Regions from separate parts of the Homo sapiens genome. Here region 1 is linked to region 2. The links are chromatin contacts, found by Hi-C or POLR2A ChIA-PET in ENCODE. All regions are on one chromosome and are shown on one strand. The core of a region is the stretch at or near the end of the contact, and the rest is flanking DNA. Distances in the headings are between cores, read along the strand shown.

Region 1 (5,003 bases), core at 1,696-4,195, 70 kb before region 2:
TGAAGAGGCATAAGCAATGAGTTTGGGCTAGTGTGGTCTAGAATCAAAAAGAGTCATTCAGCATCTATTTAATAGTAGACTCAGATCATTTAAAATTGCCTAAAACTCCAGAACTGTGCTGTCCAATACGGTACTCACTAGTAACATGTGGCTATTTGAATTAACTTAAATTTGAATTAGCTTAAATTTTAAAGTTCATTTTCCCAGTCACACTATCCACATTTCAAGTGGTCCATAGCTACACCCAGCTAGTAGCTACCATATCGGACAGCACAGATTTATGGCACATTTCCATGACTGCCCAAAGCTCTATTGAACAGCCCTGGTCTAGAATGATTCTGGGTCCTTCAGATCATGAGAGGCTCACACTCGTGCACCACTGGTTCTCAACTCTGCCTGTATGGAGAATCACCCAGAAACTTAAAAGCAAAATGTCTATGCCCTACCCTAAAAAGTTTTGGTTTAGTTGGACTGGATGGGATCTGGAAATAAATATTTCCCAAAAGTTGTCCATGGGATCCTAGCAGTCAGGGTTGAGAATTGCTAAGTTATAGAGACAGGCTTACGGCTATTGAAGCAACCCACTAAACCAAAAATTTGGGGGAGGTTTTTGTAGACTAGCCAGGCTACTTCTCATCTCCATCTTTCAAAACCTACTATCCATCTCCTAGGAGGTGAGGGAGGCCCAGACCTACATAAAGATTAATGACAGTGAAACCAGTTCTGTGGAGTGAAGCAAAAAATTGACTGCCTAATGAACACAAACTTTTGCTGGAAGAAAACCAGCCCTGTAACTCCTCTTCAGTTATGAGTTATTTGATGCCCTTCAGAGTGGGTCTTATATATTGAAAGGCTATTCAGAAGTTAATTCCAGTTTTTAAAATATATATAAAAAGTTTTTAGCTTATATATTCAAAGTAGTAGTTCTCCATTATGCTTTAAAATTTAGTATACAAATCTTATCATATTCATAAATCTTGCAAATTTTAGAAATCATGATCCTTTAAATAATATCTGGTCTTATCTGTAGCATGACTTAATTAAACACCTCCCAACTTTTTACACTGAATTTATAAATTTAGTACATATAATTGCCTTCTTTAGTACTTTGTAACATTTTCAAGAAGCTAAAATCTTACAGATCTAATAATTTAACTTCTAAACATGGTAACTCTTAAGTTTGCTCTAATGTTTCAATAATACACATAAACTTAGTAAGAATTCTGCTTAAAAGTCTAATAGGCTGACCTCTTACTCCATTAGGTCAAGTGTTCTTAAATAGTGCAATTACTTACACTACAAAAAAATGCAGTACTTTCGACAGCACATTCTAAATCTTTCTGGAGTTAAAATATGCTTACCTGTTAAAAGAACCGTTATGACCTACCCAAACAATTTGGGGTGTTGTCTTCCCAAGTAAATTTTTTGGTCTGCCTTCTTAGCTTGTTCAAATTTTTTGACGAACAGTGGTTTTGGTTGGAACACAACTAGATCCTTGTTTGAGACACTGATGGGGTGTACTGAGCCTTATTTATATTTACTGTATTTTTTATTTTAAAAAAAGGTATTCTGAAGGCCTACTTGTCTTAGATATTGAGTCGTATCATTTCTTATTTTCAAGTCATGTTAGAATCTATGGCTACATCAATTGAAAAATACCTGGATTTTGCACTTCCTAACCTTTTAGAATATGTAGCTGTCTTTTATATCTAAATCTAAATACCTTTGAATTTGGCAGAATGTCATATTCTTTCACATTGTCTCGTAGAACAATCAACTCTTCCAGATATTTCTGATCCTTGACTGACTGAATTTCTCTCATGGCTTTGTCTGGCTATGTGGTCACAATTTCCAATGTTATTCTATTGACAAGGTTTTTTAGCTTCCAGAATAGCTGACCAGAAGCCTCTCCATCCACATTTCTATTGCAGACATTAGGAGAACACTTGAAGTACACGGCTTTGTCTGATCTGTTCAGAGTTCCTAACTTTGCCCTTTACTACCAATTGTCCAGACCCTCAGTTTCTTCTTCTATCAAACAAAGTAATATTACTTAATCTCACATGGCTGTTGAGAGAACACAATGAGTTTGTGCATCTAAAGTGCCTTGAATAGCGCTAGACTTGCCATAAGTACTCAAGATGTACTCTAAGTTCTGTATTTCTTAGACAAACCTGATTTCAGAGATCAAAATAGGCCTTACACAGTGCGACGCGAATTTAAAAGATTACCGCATTCAGGTGTATGGATTTTGCAGTATTAAAGATGCTGCCTGGAATAGGTCATTATCTTCTCCAAGTACTCTGTTAAGTCAATGAGTCACATAGAGTATAAGGTTTATTATCTGCTTTTCTTTCATTAAATAAATCTTTATTGAATTTCTACTACATTAAAAAACCAAACCAAAACAAAACAAACAAAAAAAACACTTCCCTGAGCCATAAAGGAAAAGGTAGTTTTGACTGGAACCTTGAAGGATGGGTAAACTTTCAGCAGATAAAGATTGAGAGAAGACCTTCCAGGTAGAGAAAGCAGTGTGGGCACAGGCAAAGATGGAAGAACACACGTGGCTGTGGGAAACACAGCTAGAAGCCAGTGCGGATAGAGAGTAGGCTATGATGTGCAGAGGTTAGACACTGGGAGAGACAGGTCCATGAGAGTAGCTTGGACTAACACAGGGAGGGTTTGGAATCCCAAGCTGGGGAACCTAGAAATCAGGCATTGCCCACAGAGCACCAGTTCAAATGCTTGCGTCAATTGCCAGAAAATGATGAAGGGATAAATAAAGAGAGAACTACTTCTTTCTTTTATTTGTCTGTTAACCCATTGGCATTGTGGAGGGAAACTCCAACAGTCTGGGTCTCTTGCCAGGTAAGTTTTGATGGCGGAGTAAAGAGAAGTAGAAAAGGTTGGAAGTTTGGGACAATTTTCAGTAAGTGTGGACACTGGACAGCAGGGGGCAGCATAAGGGCACCAAAAAGTTGAAAGACGCAGAAGACATTCGCTTATGTAACATTTCCTGACAATTATGAGTTTACATTTATAAGGCTACTTATATTAGTAACTTAGCATTCTTCTCCCAAAAATGAACAGAAAATGACAGAGAAAAGACGAAAGAAAAATAACAATTGCACTGTGTTAGGCTGGCTAACAGCAGAATGGCACTGCTGTTTATTTGAGAGGATAGAAACAGGCAGTTGTCTGCTTATTATTTCCTTTCAAATAAATACAAACTCAGAATTCAATACAAATGTGTACATTTCAATTGGAAAACACACCTTTATATGACTTTACGATTTTGCATTTTTAAAAATACATTTGTTCAGCTATACTGTATTCACAAGTTTCCCTAGTGAAAAAGTGGGGAAACTTGAAAAAATATATCATTTAAAAAGAATTGAAAGTTTAATATACATGTTATTTTATATGCCAATATATGGAATTTTAAATTTTGAGTTGTTATGATTATGAAATTTTCTGGACTTTTAAATTAAAATTTTTTCTTTATGTCTAAAATTCAAAATTATCTACATTACATTTAATCAGATTTTTCTAGTGAAATTCATCTCTTACTAGCCTTTTTAAAAGTTTCTTCAGCTATTGTTTTAAAAAAGTTTGGGGCCGGGGACGGTGGCTCATGCCAGTCTTTACATTAATAAGAATAGCGAAAGGCTGGGTGTGGTGGCTTATGCCAGTAATCCCAGCACTTTGGGAGGCCGAGGTGGGCAGATCACTTGAGGTCAGGAGTTCGAGACCAGCCTGGCCAACATGGCAATACCTCTACTAAAAATACAAAAATTAGCCAGGTGTGGTGGCTGGCGCCTGTAATCCCAGCTATTCAGGAGGCTGAGGCAGGAGAATCGCTTGAACCCAGCAGCTGGAGGTTGCAGTGAGCCAAGATTGTGCCACTGCACTCAAGCCTGGACAACAGAGCAAGACTCTTTCTCAAAAAATTAAAAATACATACATACATACATACATACGTACATAGTTTGGATGGTTAGTGATGTTAAGAGTGGAAAACTGGAAATTTCCACGTAGATTTTTTTTTAGCTCTGGAATTTGCCATGGCAAAGGCTACATTATACTCACCTGCAATCTCTCCATCCAACTTGTGAGGAAGATGGTAGCACACTGCTTCATACCCTCACACTTAAGGAGAAACCTCTCTGTCTGTGTTCCTTCATGATTCTTTCAATGCCTGTCACACGTTTTGAAGGCTGTGATCACTGTGTGGGTTGCACTCTGTGTGCTGCTTTTTGTTCTGTCATTTTGCTTTTTTATATATACCTCTTTACATGTATTGATATAATACCTCATATTTATCACTATAAATGGCCAAAAAAAATTGATGGCAGACTATTCTTATGATTATTGAATACTGATTTCCAATTTTAATAAGGAAAATCTGAAACAATGAATAAATTTGGGGCTTAAGCTGGTTAGCATTAAACTTCATTCTTCAATATCATAATTGAAAATAAAGTACTCTGTAAGGTAACTTCATGAAAAATTACCTATTTTTTTATTTTAATCATTTGTAAATCTGGGCATATAAAGATATCAAGTTATTTAAAATGTTACCTTTCAAACTAGAGTTTACAAGCAGGGTGTGCCTGCTTGTGTTTATAGGAAGTAAGTTCACTAACGGCAAGAGCAACATTTTCTTTTATATTTCCCCTGGCTTATAGTACAATGCTTTTGCACAGAGGTGGGGCCCAATAAACAAAACAAGGTTAGGAAAACTTATTAAAGCATCATATGAAACATAAACATGTTTTGTAATGTAGATTTAAAAGTACTCGTGGTCGTTGTTGTTGTTGTTTTTAGCCTGAGTTTCGCTTTTGTTGCCCAGGCTGGAGTGCTGTGGCATGGTCTCGGCTCACTGCAACCTCCTCTTCCCGGGTTCAAGCGATTCTCCTGCCTCAGCCTCCCAAGTAGCTGGGATTACAGGCACGCGCCACCATGCCATGTTAATTGTGTATTTTTAGTAGAGACGGGGT
Region 2 (4,595 bases), core at 1,920-4,419:
TTGCCTTAAGTCTATAGGTCAATTTAGAGAGAACTGACATCTTTTCTATGTGAATCTTCCAGGTCATGAACACAATGTTTGACACTTGAAGTATTCAGGTCTTTTTTTATCTCTTTCATTGACACTTTATAATTTTCATTATACAGATCCTGCACATGTTTTATTAGATTTATACCTGGCTCTCCGCTTAATACTCGAAGCCTTTTTTAAAAGGGTAGTCAATGTGTATATTTTTATATGCATTTGCGTGTATGAGTGGGTGGGCATGTAGGTACGTAGGTAGGTAGGCAGGCAGATAGATAGATAGATAGATAGATAGATAGATAGATAGATAGATAGATAGATATAAATGTGCTTCTAATTCTTTCCTCTGTAAGGCCAAGAAGCAAAAATAAGCAAACATAGCACCTATTCTCTAATTTATTCCCCACTAAACGGCCCAGGAAGCCTTGGAGAAATGGCTGATTACAGGGCTGAGGCAGGGTAGGTACAAGATGGCCCTGTAACATCTTGTTATACTGGATATTAAGCTTCCAAAAAAAATGATGGTGGTGTGTCGTGAAGACACAGGGGTTTCCGCTGGCTAATTCTGGGACAGTTCGCACAACAATAAAAGTACAATAATTATAAACCATTGAAAAAGTAAAAATCGGCGGGACGCGGTGGCTCACACTTGTAATCCCAGTACTTTGGGAGGCCGAGGCAGGCAGATCACCTGGGGTCGGGAGTTCGAGACCAGCCTGGCCAACATGGTGAAACCCTATCTCTACTAAAAATACAAAAATTAGCCAGGCATGGTGGTGTGCATCTGTAATCCCAGCTACTCGGGAGGCTGAGGCAGGAGAATTGCTTGAACATGGGAGGCAGAGATTGCAGTGAGCCGAGATCGCGCCACTACACTCTAGCCTGGGTGACAGAGCAAGACTCTGTCTCAGGAAAAAAAAAAAAAAGAGTTGAATTGATACACTATAGAAAAAATGCAGGAGCGGGGGCGGGAGGGAAAGCATTAGGAGATATGCCTAATGTAAATGACGAGTTAATGGGTGCAGCACACCAACATGGCACATGTATACATATGTAACAAACCTGCATGTTGTGCACATGTACCCTAGAACTTAAAGTATAATAAAAAAAAATTTAAAAAAAATGCTAGAGTTAGAAAATCATTTTTGTGGCCCGGCACGGTGGCTCATGCCTGTAATCCCAGCACTTTGGGAGGCTGAGGCAGGCAAATTCACAAGGTCAGGAGCTCGAGACCATCCTAGCTAACACAGTGAAACTCTGTCTCTACTAAAAATACAAAAAATTAGCCGGGCGTGGTGGCAGGTGCCTGTAGTCCCAGCTACTCAGGAGGTGAGGCAGGAGATGGCATGAACCTGGGAGGAAGAGCTTGCAGTGAGCTGAGATCGCACCACTGCACTCCATCTTGGGCAACAGAGCGAGCTTCCGTCTCAAAATAAAAAAAAAAACTCATTTTTGCAATTATCATAAATCAGGGTTGGATCATACTAGAATCATCAGTGTGTGCTCAATAAGAGAGGAAATTTTGATGAGGAGATTTGCATGGCTTTAAGCTCTCTCCACAAACTACTCATTAATTACAAAGAAGAAGAAAAAATTGGGCAACATCTTGACTGGTGATCAAAATTGTCATTACTTATGAGGAACAGATGAATATTGTGTGCCTCTAGATGTGGATATTCTGAGAAGGACTTAAAAAGTTTACTTTGCAATAACCTAGCCAAGAATGTGTAATCTAATCACAATGGAGAAAAAAATCAGAAAAACACAGAGTGAGGAATGTGCTAATAATAATAATAATGATGATGATGATGATGATGATGGAGGCTTGGGGAGGGGGACATACCCAAAAAACATCAATGTCTTAAAGACAATGGTGGCCAGGCACGGGGACTCACGCCTGTAATCCCAGCACTTTGGGAGGCCAAGGTGGGCGGGCCACCTGAAGTCAGGAGTTCAAGACCAGCCCGGCCAACATGGTAAAATCCCATCTCTACTAAAAATACAAAAATTAGCCTGGCATGGTGGCAAGCGCCTGTAATCCCAGCTACTCAGGAGGCTGAGGCAGGAGAATTGCTTGAACTCAGGAGGCAGAGGTTGCAGTGAACTGAGATCACGCCACTGCACTCCAGTCTGGGTGACAGCGTGAGATTCCATCTCAAAAAAACAAAACAAAACAAAAAAGCCATTATGAATATAATGTACCCTCCTATGGCTTCGAAAATGAAAAAATAAAGAGTGAGCCTGCATAATGAAAGTGCACACAAGCACGAGCACATGTGCGTATGATAAAACAAAATAAAAATTTAACAATAGCTGAATCTGGGTAAAGAGTATGCAGGTGTTCCTTGTACTGTTTTTATTTCAACAACTTATATAAGTTTTGACTTCTAAGTAAAGTTTTTTTAACGGATACTTTTTTCCTAAAGTAGAACCTACATTTTCAATACCTCTCAGAACAGATATCCTGTCTTTGTGCTCTGATTCTGAAAGATTATTTTCTCCTTCCCACTGCCTGCCTCAACATCCCCTGCAGCATATTCTGCTGGTACTGCTTTCTGACAGATAAAATCTATAACAGCAACCAGAGAACTTTATGTACGAAAGATCTTATATCTGAGATTTCAAATCTAATATTCACCATTTTCGCTCCCTAAGTACATTCTGGAAGTGACCCCAAGCTCTAGCTTTTAAGCAAAGGAAACTGAAGATTTCCATGATCTGGCTAGTCAGCGATATCTTTATCTTAGAGCTGAGGCAAGGATGTCAAATACCTATCACCCCATAGTAAATAACATCTTCACAACAGTCTTTTCTGCTGCTCAGAATTGATATCAAGAGCTTTGCAAGTAGATATTATTAATCATGCAGTTAGTGCTCGTGTTAAAACTGGTGTGACAATTTTTCTTCAACCTTGGGTAGTGTTCCTACCTTCCTTCCTTTCAATCAGGGTGTATATTCTGTTCCTAATCCACATTGTGTGCTGTTTCATGGATCCAGATATCCTTTCACTATTTGTTTCCTGTATTTTTAAAACGCTGTTTGAAGTTATGGACATACTCACCGAATGCACACTTAGTTTGAGTCATAAATGGCACTTGTTACGTAGACACTTACATTCCATCTCTATTACTAAACTTTAATATCTTTGTCTTAGATCTAAGGCAAAGATGTCAAATACTTCCCACCCCATAGTAAATATCTATTACTAGACTTTAAATACCACGGTTTGTACCAGACTGGATTTCCTTTAAAAATAATCTAACTGGCCAGGCGCGGTGGCTCACGCCTGTAATCCCAGCCCTTTGGGAGGCCGAGGTGGGCAGATCACGAGGTCAGGAGATCGAGACCATCCTGGCTAACACGGTGAAACCCCATCTCCACTAAAAATACAAAAAATTAGCTGGGTGTGGTGGCGGGCGCCTGTAGTCCCAGCTACTCGGGAGGCCGAGGCAGGAGAATGGTGTTAATCCGGGAGGCGGAGCTTGCAGTGAGCCGAGATCACGCCACTGCACTCCAGCCTGGGCGACAGAGCGAGACTCTGTCTCAAAATAATAATAATAATAATAATCTATTCAATGTATAAGTCCTGTTGTATTTTACTTAGGCTTACTTTATGTCTACATGGCAGTTATGGTATACTTTTTCCTACATCTGTGTATCACACTAATACTGTATTCTGTTTACCTGTATGCATCTCTGGGTTTATTCCTATCAGAATATTTTTAAAGGAGCCAGCTTACACAGTGTAGTTCTCGTTATTATTTAAGAATTATAGGCCAGTTGCGATGACTCATGCTTGTAATCCCAGCACTTTGGGAGGCCAAGGCGGGCAGATCACCTGAGGTCTGGAGTTGGAGACCAACCTGGTCAACATGGTGAAACCCCATCTCTACTAAAAAATACAAAAATTTGCCGGGCGTGGTGGCAGACATGTGTAATCCCAGCTACTCAGGAGGCTGAGTGAGGCAGGAATATCGCTTGAACCCGAGAGGCGGAGGTTGCAGTGAGCTAAGATCACAGCATTGCACTCCAGCCTGGGCAACAAGAGCGAAACTCCATCTAAAAAAAAAAAAAAAAAGAATTATTAACCTGCTAGGTCTCAATTTAATTGATAGAACTTAATTAGAAAAGATGACCTATTTGCCTGTTTTTCTTTAGACCCTTTTTTTTACTTTGAACACATCCAATAACATGACCCAGAAAATCTGAAGATACTCTTAATTCTAGGAACATGATGAATATTTTACATTTTTATTAGCTTGGGTTGAGGTGTTTATTGGAAGCTGCAGATTCAGCTACAGCTAAATTACATAATAAGGTTGTTGGGTGTGGGTTTTTTGGTCAAATGAAATTCCAAAGTGGGTTTTTACATGTTAGCTTTTCTCTAGGGTTTTGGTATTCTATATATGAACAAGATTGGGTACTCTTCCTATTTAATAATTTTTTTTTTTTTTGAGATGGAGTCTTGCTCTGTCGCCCAGGCTAGATTGCAGTGGCGCGATCTCAGCTCACTGCAACCTCCGCCTCCCGGGTTCAAGCAATTCTCCTGCCTCAACCTCCCGAGTAGCTGG

Evidence for each region. A loop is a pair of places that touch in the nucleus more often than their neighbours do. ChIA-PET counts read pairs that join two places held with the same protein, here RNA polymerase II (POLR2A). Pooled maps may share reads with other maps.
Region 1: a pooled map shows a loop between it and region 2 (2.1-fold over the local background). The contact joins two enhancer-like sites. A Hi-C loop is called at or near these places in 1 of 168 maps with a recorded cell type or tissue (endothelial cell of hepatic sinusoid) and 2 of 50 pooled maps. POLR2A ChIA-PET finds 5 or more read pairs at or near these places in 10 of 52 experiments (A549, CD8-positive, alpha-beta memory T cell, OCI-LY7 and 6 more).

The regions. Positions count from the first base shown.
Region 1 is chr10:32,365,958-32,370,960 of GRCh38, reverse strand. All of the region lies in intron 1 of EPC1-AS1 (EPC1 antisense RNA 1), which reads right to left. It also overlaps a transcript of EPC1 not described here. Among named protein-coding and RNA genes, the nearest start is that of EPC1-AS1, 21 kb to the right of the region's middle. Within about 2 kb of position 2,945, at least 6 of the 41 ENCODE cell types and tissues checked have a DNase peak (open chromatin) inside an H3K27ac peak, as active enhancers do.
Region 2 is chr10:32,296,790-32,301,384 of GRCh38, reverse strand. The region is part of intron 2 of EPC1 (enhancer of polycomb 1); the gene reads left to right. Among named protein-coding and RNA genes, the nearest start is that of EPC1, 48 kb to the left of the region's middle. Within about 2 kb of position 3,169, at least 3 of the 41 ENCODE cell types and tissues checked have a DNase peak (open chromatin) inside an H3K27ac peak, as active enhancers do.